Regions from separate parts of the Homo sapiens genome. Here region 1 is linked to region 2. The links are chromatin loops, found by intact Hi-C in ENCODE. Cell type or tissue: GM12878. All regions are shown on one strand. Each heading gives the region's core, and the rest is flanking DNA. Links, peaks and the distances in the headings are about the cores only. Region 1 has its middle 79 kb from the start of EDN1. Region 2 has its middle 81 kb from the start of LINC02530.

Region 1 (2,923 bases), core at 206-2,705, 130 kb after region 2:
CTGAGCCGGGAAAGTTGGACACATCTGGGAATAAAGGAACTTTATTGCTTGTTACTCAAAATGTGGTCTGTAGAGCAGCAGCATCAGGATTCCCTGGGAACTTTAGAGAAATGCTGAATCCCAGGCCCCACCCCAGACCAAATGAATCAAAATTTCCATTTTAACAAGATCCCCAGGTAACTTGTGTTCATATTAAAGTTGAGGAGCACTGTCAAAAAGCATAGGTTCCAAGTGTGGGTATACATTGAAATCACCCAGAGAGCTTCAAAAAATCCAGATGCCTGGGTCCCATCCCCAGAGGCTTACTTGGTATGGACTGTAACTTGGACATCAGGATTTTTGTTAAGCTCCCAAGGGATTCTAAAATGCAGCAAAATTTGAGAATCACTTATCTGAAGAACAGCGCAAAGGGTAGACGCTTGATAAATATTTGTGAATCAAATGCTTGACCCTATAGCTTTCCCAGAGATTCCTGCAAACAGGCTGCAGGCAGGCACGAATGTTACTCTCCTCCAAATGAGTGCACTAGAAGGGCTGCGTTTCCCAGAAAAATGAAACAAAATCATGAACCATTCGGAGAAATGAATTCAAAGATCACTATTCCAGGAACCAATTAAACTCTTCTGTCTGTCAGGGAGCCACTAATTTGGGCATTTTTGTGAATTCCCTGTAGTTGGAAGGGGATCTCTCTGGTGGCTGGACACAGGTGAGGGAATGCAACCCTGAGTTGGACTCATGGAAAGACAGCATGATTTTCAGATTTTCTTTCCCAACGACGGAGAGCTCACACCAGAGAAAACCCTCTTCAGGACAGTCTGGTGACATTCTTGACTAATGAGCTCAGAACAGAATGTCCCTGCCCTGGCATTATCAGGGAAGACTTGAGGGGGGGCGGGGTGTGAAAGAGTACAGGGTGTCATCGAATGGACGATGTGCATAGCACAGATCTGTGGGGAAGCCCCCTGGGTATTTCCTGCACCTGTGCGTCGCAAGTAATAACAGCCAACAACGCGTGCATACATTGGAGAGTTCAACACAAACACCGTGTCAAGGACCATTAGTGACCATGGGCACAGTCAGCTTCCCATTGCCCAAGAGTGGCCCAAGAACTGAGAAGCGCAGAGCAACCCCTGCACTCACCACAGGAGGTTGCAAAAGATGTTTAGGAGAATAAGGCTCACTCATTTCCTCCTTGCCAGGGCCCTCAGCTTTTAAGGCCTCTTCCAAATACTGCTATACCAGGTAAGAAATAGTCATGCAAGTTGAGTAATAATGTAAATTGACACTGGAGGAAGGGGCAAGAAGGGAAATTGGGATGACACAGATCGATCTTTAAGGGCTTCCTCAACCTTGTGGGAAAAACAAAAGATTTTTATTTTTAATAATAAAATAAGCAATATCCTGGCATGGAGGAGATACTATGAACCCCAGAAATAGCTGCATTAACCCTTTCTGGCTTTTCAGCACACTGCTGACTCAGCAGAATGAACAACTTTCTAGTTGAAAGCTGCCCACTCTGAAGTGTAGGCACTAAATAAAGTTACCATGTTTTAAGGGTCATGAAGATGGCTTGGCTAAATGTGCCTAAGCAAAATTGAAGAATTACATGGGCTGAAGAATGCATAAATATATCACTTTCTCATATATAAATGTCTTTGAAAATAAGAATGTCAAAATTCAATGTGAACTGAATAACTGAATATCAAGGAAACAGCTTATTCTTTGGGAGTAAATGATTTTCCTCAATAACTTGTATTCAGTGTGCTTCTTCTGTGGGCTTCCTAAAGAGCTGGAAATGCAGTCCCTGCAATGGCTGTGTGCACATGGTGCCCACCCATGAGTACAGCCGTGTAAGGTACAATTATTGATGAGTTTCACACCTGTGCCTGGACTGCAGCAAGAGACCAAAGAAAAGCATACTAAGACGCTGCCTGGTTCCACATTAAACTCATGACCACAAGCCGCACGTGGACCTGAATATTGCCCATCAGAGATTCCATGTGTCCAAACCCCACTCTCTCCCACCATCTTTGATGTTTATTTCCCACCTTCTTTCTTCTAAAACGCCTCATCTCGCTTCCTTATCTCCCTATTTCCATTTTTTAAGTAGAAATTAAAGAGAAACCCCCCATTCTGCCACCATCACCTTTACTCAACAACTGATATCTGTGCCAGTCCATACATTCTGCTTTTTCTCTGTTTTGCCACAGATACGCTGTCATTACTGCTAACCAACAGCAACGATGACACTTAGGCGTTAGATCCCACCCCCTCCTATCATCTTGAGGAGTGAGCCCTCTCTCCTGCCTCATTGTCTCTCTTCCCTGTTAGAGAATTCTCATAAATATGTCAACACATTATAAGGCCCCCCATCTTTTTAATCCTCCTTTGCCCTCTCCATCTCTCTCCGTGACCACCTAATTTCTCTGCTTCTCTTTAGAGCAAAACTTTTCAAAGGACTTGCAAAAGATTTGTTTATTCTCCTTATCTCTACTTTTCTTCCTTATTCCTTTTTGACCCAAATCTAATCTGGTTTTTGTCCCCACCACTCCATGTTAACTATGTGTATCAAGGTTACGAGAGAATTCTTCATTATTAAATCTAATGATCAATTCTCAATTTTTGTCTTGTGTAAACTAGCAAAAGCATCAAAACACTATTTGGTTTATTGGACTCTTAGGTCTTCTCCTAGCTTCTGGAGAACTTCCCAATCTCTTTTGCTGCTTCCTCTTCATCAGCTCTAACTTTCCATTTGGAAATAGCCCAAAGCTCTTCTCTCTCTGCCTACCCTCACCCGCTAGGTGATCTCATACAATTTCATGGCTCTAACCATCTCCTCTGAACTTTAACCTGTACATCCTCCTCCTTACTTGACATCTCCACTTGGATGTCAACTGAACAAATTGAACTTACTGTGTCCAAA
Region 2 (2,923 bases), core at 202-2,701:
AGTCTAGGAGAATTTGCTGTTATTGACAGTTACAAATCACTCTCCAAGCACTTGTGTCCCATTCCCTGGATTTGGCCAATAGTACAGAGGAAAATGTTATGTTCTTCCTGGAAATCAGTGTTCATGTTGCCACTGATAATCACCTGAATAGTAATTTTGCCATTGTACCACTGCACGAAGGCATGCCCAGGAAGCCTTGCTTAGATCTGACATGTCTGCTGTCTTAACCAGCAGAACAAATAAGGAAGTAAACATGAAAGGTCTCGAGAGAAGCCCATGTGGATCAGTCTGGGGCTGAGATAAGAACTTGGGTATGCTTCTCATAGTTCAGACAAATGACAATGACAGTTTGAGTATTTCTACCAATCCTTCTTTTGGTAGTTATTAAGGGACACTGACTTAGTATTGCAAAACAAACTGAGCTACATCGATACGTGGTCCAATTTTTAAGACACCCTTTCCAGTCTTATTTGTCTCATATAGTATGCTAGATAAAAGGGAGATAAACTGTTTCCAACTTATCTAAATTGAGATGATGATTTGTCTTGGCACCAAATACAATTTGCAATTGGGATGTTGCTCTGGCATCTCGTCTCATCTGGGTTGTCTCGTCCCTTTTGTACACCCCTACTTGGAAATACTTGGAAATTCTATTGGAAGTTGAGAATAAAGGGCTCTTTATCTTCAAACATGATTTCCCTATTTATTATGCACTTTTTCTTTCCTTTGTTTCCAATCAAAATTCTGAGTTTCTCTCTGTTTATCTGTGAATCCCATGGCCTCAGACTTTAAAAATGGACTAAATAGTTAGAAAATTTGAATTTAGGGCTGATTCGATTCAGAAACCAAGTAAGCATTGTCTCCAAACATGAAGCCATGTTTCTTTGTAACCAAGGCTGCCTGTTTAGCTGGAATTTCTGTCTAAGATCACCCCTGGGTAACTAACAATTGAAACCTACAACGTTTTTGAAGATCAACTTTCCTCACTCAATGTATTGAAATTTTCAAATGTTCTCTTTGACAAGAGAAAAATAGCTTCAGATTTCATATTTGTACTAATGTGTTTCTAATTAATTGATTTTAATTTGATTCTCTGTGTTTTCTTCTTTGTAAGCTAATTCTGCTGTTTTCATACATGTTTTAGATAATGGCCTTACTTTTGTTTGCCTGCCTACAACAGAAATATCAGAAAGAAGAAAATCATCATTAGCATTAAATCATGGTCAAGCCAGAGAGTTCATGTAATATGGGGGTTTTATGGTTCACTGAATACAATCTCATCTCAAATTCATTTTCCAGTTGGTCTTGAATTTTCGAAAAGTCTAGAAGTGCAGCTGCGTTGTAGGTCATCATTCTATGCAGTAGTCATAATCAAGCTAGACACTAGGGGGCTGTGTGGAGTGAGGTGGTGGTAAGCTTAGTCTCCTGAATCAGGTTGACCAGGGTTAGCATATCTGCACTTACACTGTTGTCTCTGTGACCTTGTGTAAAGCACTGAACTTATCTGAGCCTCAGCATTCTCATCTGTTAAATGGAAAAAAAAAATGTGTATTCTGTCTCTATTAAAGGGCATTTACTGAAATCACCATCTTCACATAATGATAATAAGTGCTGTGTAAAAAGAGAAAAGCATCTTGTGGGTAATGCTTGATTAAATCCAATTAAAGTTAAACGGGGCTTTTTATTGCAGACGTTCCTGATGCATTACTGCATAAGATAAACCTCCACTGGAGGTATGAATTACATAGCATTGTCCAGACTTATTGGGAGACTCACAGAATACATGTTGGGAAGAGCTTATAGGCTTCCTAACACTGATGTGATCATTAAGCATAATTATGTACATTAAATGCTTATCTCAATATCTGCTGCATATCAATGCAGGCCGACATTTACTGAGCATTTCCTGTGTGCCACATGTCATCTCATTGCATAATCATGGCAATCTCGTGAGGCAGGTACCCTCATTCTCATCTTACAGGTAAGAAAACTGAGCCTTGGCGATGTTGACCAACTGCCCAGGGTCATATGGCAAGACAGTGTCAAACATGGAGCTTTTTGACTCCCCAGAGTCTGTCTGATACACTTTAATAAATGCTGTTCCCGGGTGGGTGTGTGGCTCACCCCTGTAATCCCAGCACTTTGGGAGTCCGAGGTGGGTGGATCACCTGAGGTGAGGAGTTGGAGACCAGCCTGTTCAATGTTGTGTGACCCCATCTCTACTAAGAATACAAAAATTAGCCAGGCATGGTGGTGTGTCCCTGTAATCCCAGCTACTTGGGAGGCTGAGGCAGGAGAATTGCTTGAACCTGCGGGGCGGAGGCTGCAGTGAGTCGAGATCGCGCCAATGCACTCCAGCCTGGGTGACAGAGCGAGACTGCATCTCAAAAATAAATGAATAAATAAATAAAAATAAATGCTGTTCTCAGTCTCTTCTTTTCCTTAGCTATCCCTGGGACAACTGTTACATTCTAATGCAAGCTATTAGCAGGACAGGCATCAAAGACAAAGATTCCCCTTAAGAGTACTATCTTGCTTTATAGCTTATCCAGAAATATTGCTAGACAATTCCAGGCCCCACATTCATTTCGTCATTCTTCCCTTCAACAAAGACATAGTAAGTAAGAACTTACTGTGTACGGGTCACTTCTCTAGGTAACGGAAATACGACAGTGAATAAAGCAGACAAAAACCCTTGCTCTCATGGAGTGCATACTCTCCTGTGAGAAAACAGACAAAAACAAGTAACTAAGTAAAACAAACAAACAGAAGTCATGGTAATAAGTGCAATGCAGAAAAATAAAGGAGGAAAAAGGAAAGAGAGTGACTTTGGTAGTGGGGAGAGGTTGGTGGCTGCACTTCTAAATAGGGTTATGCCAGAAGGCCTGGCTGAGATGGTGCCCTCTGGGCAAAGACTTGGAGG

Evidence for each region. A loop is a pair of places that touch in the nucleus more often than their neighbours do. Peaks named below come from ENCODE experiments on the same cell type or tissue, not always from the same donor. Only the 100,000 strongest peaks of a DNase experiment are listed, where the experiment ranks them.
Region 1: it touches region 2 in a loop (2.5-fold over the local background); 1 of 110 quality-filtered maps calls a loop at or near these places.

The regions. Positions count from the first base shown.
Region 1 is chr6:12,368,107-12,371,029 of GRCh38, reverse strand. No RefSeq gene overlaps it. Among named protein-coding and RNA genes, the nearest start is that of EDN1, 79 kb to the right of the region's middle. In GM12878, for the core only: a CTCF peak has its summit at 1,142; a DNase peak (open chromatin) is centred at 1,039; H3K27ac peaks cover 504 bases.
Region 2 is chr6:12,503,029-12,505,951 of GRCh38, reverse strand. No RefSeq gene overlaps it. Among named protein-coding and RNA genes, the nearest start is that of LINC02530, 81 kb to the left of the region's middle. In GM12878, for the core only: a CTCF peak has its summit at 1,397 (motif pointing right); a DNase peak (open chromatin) is centred at 1,421.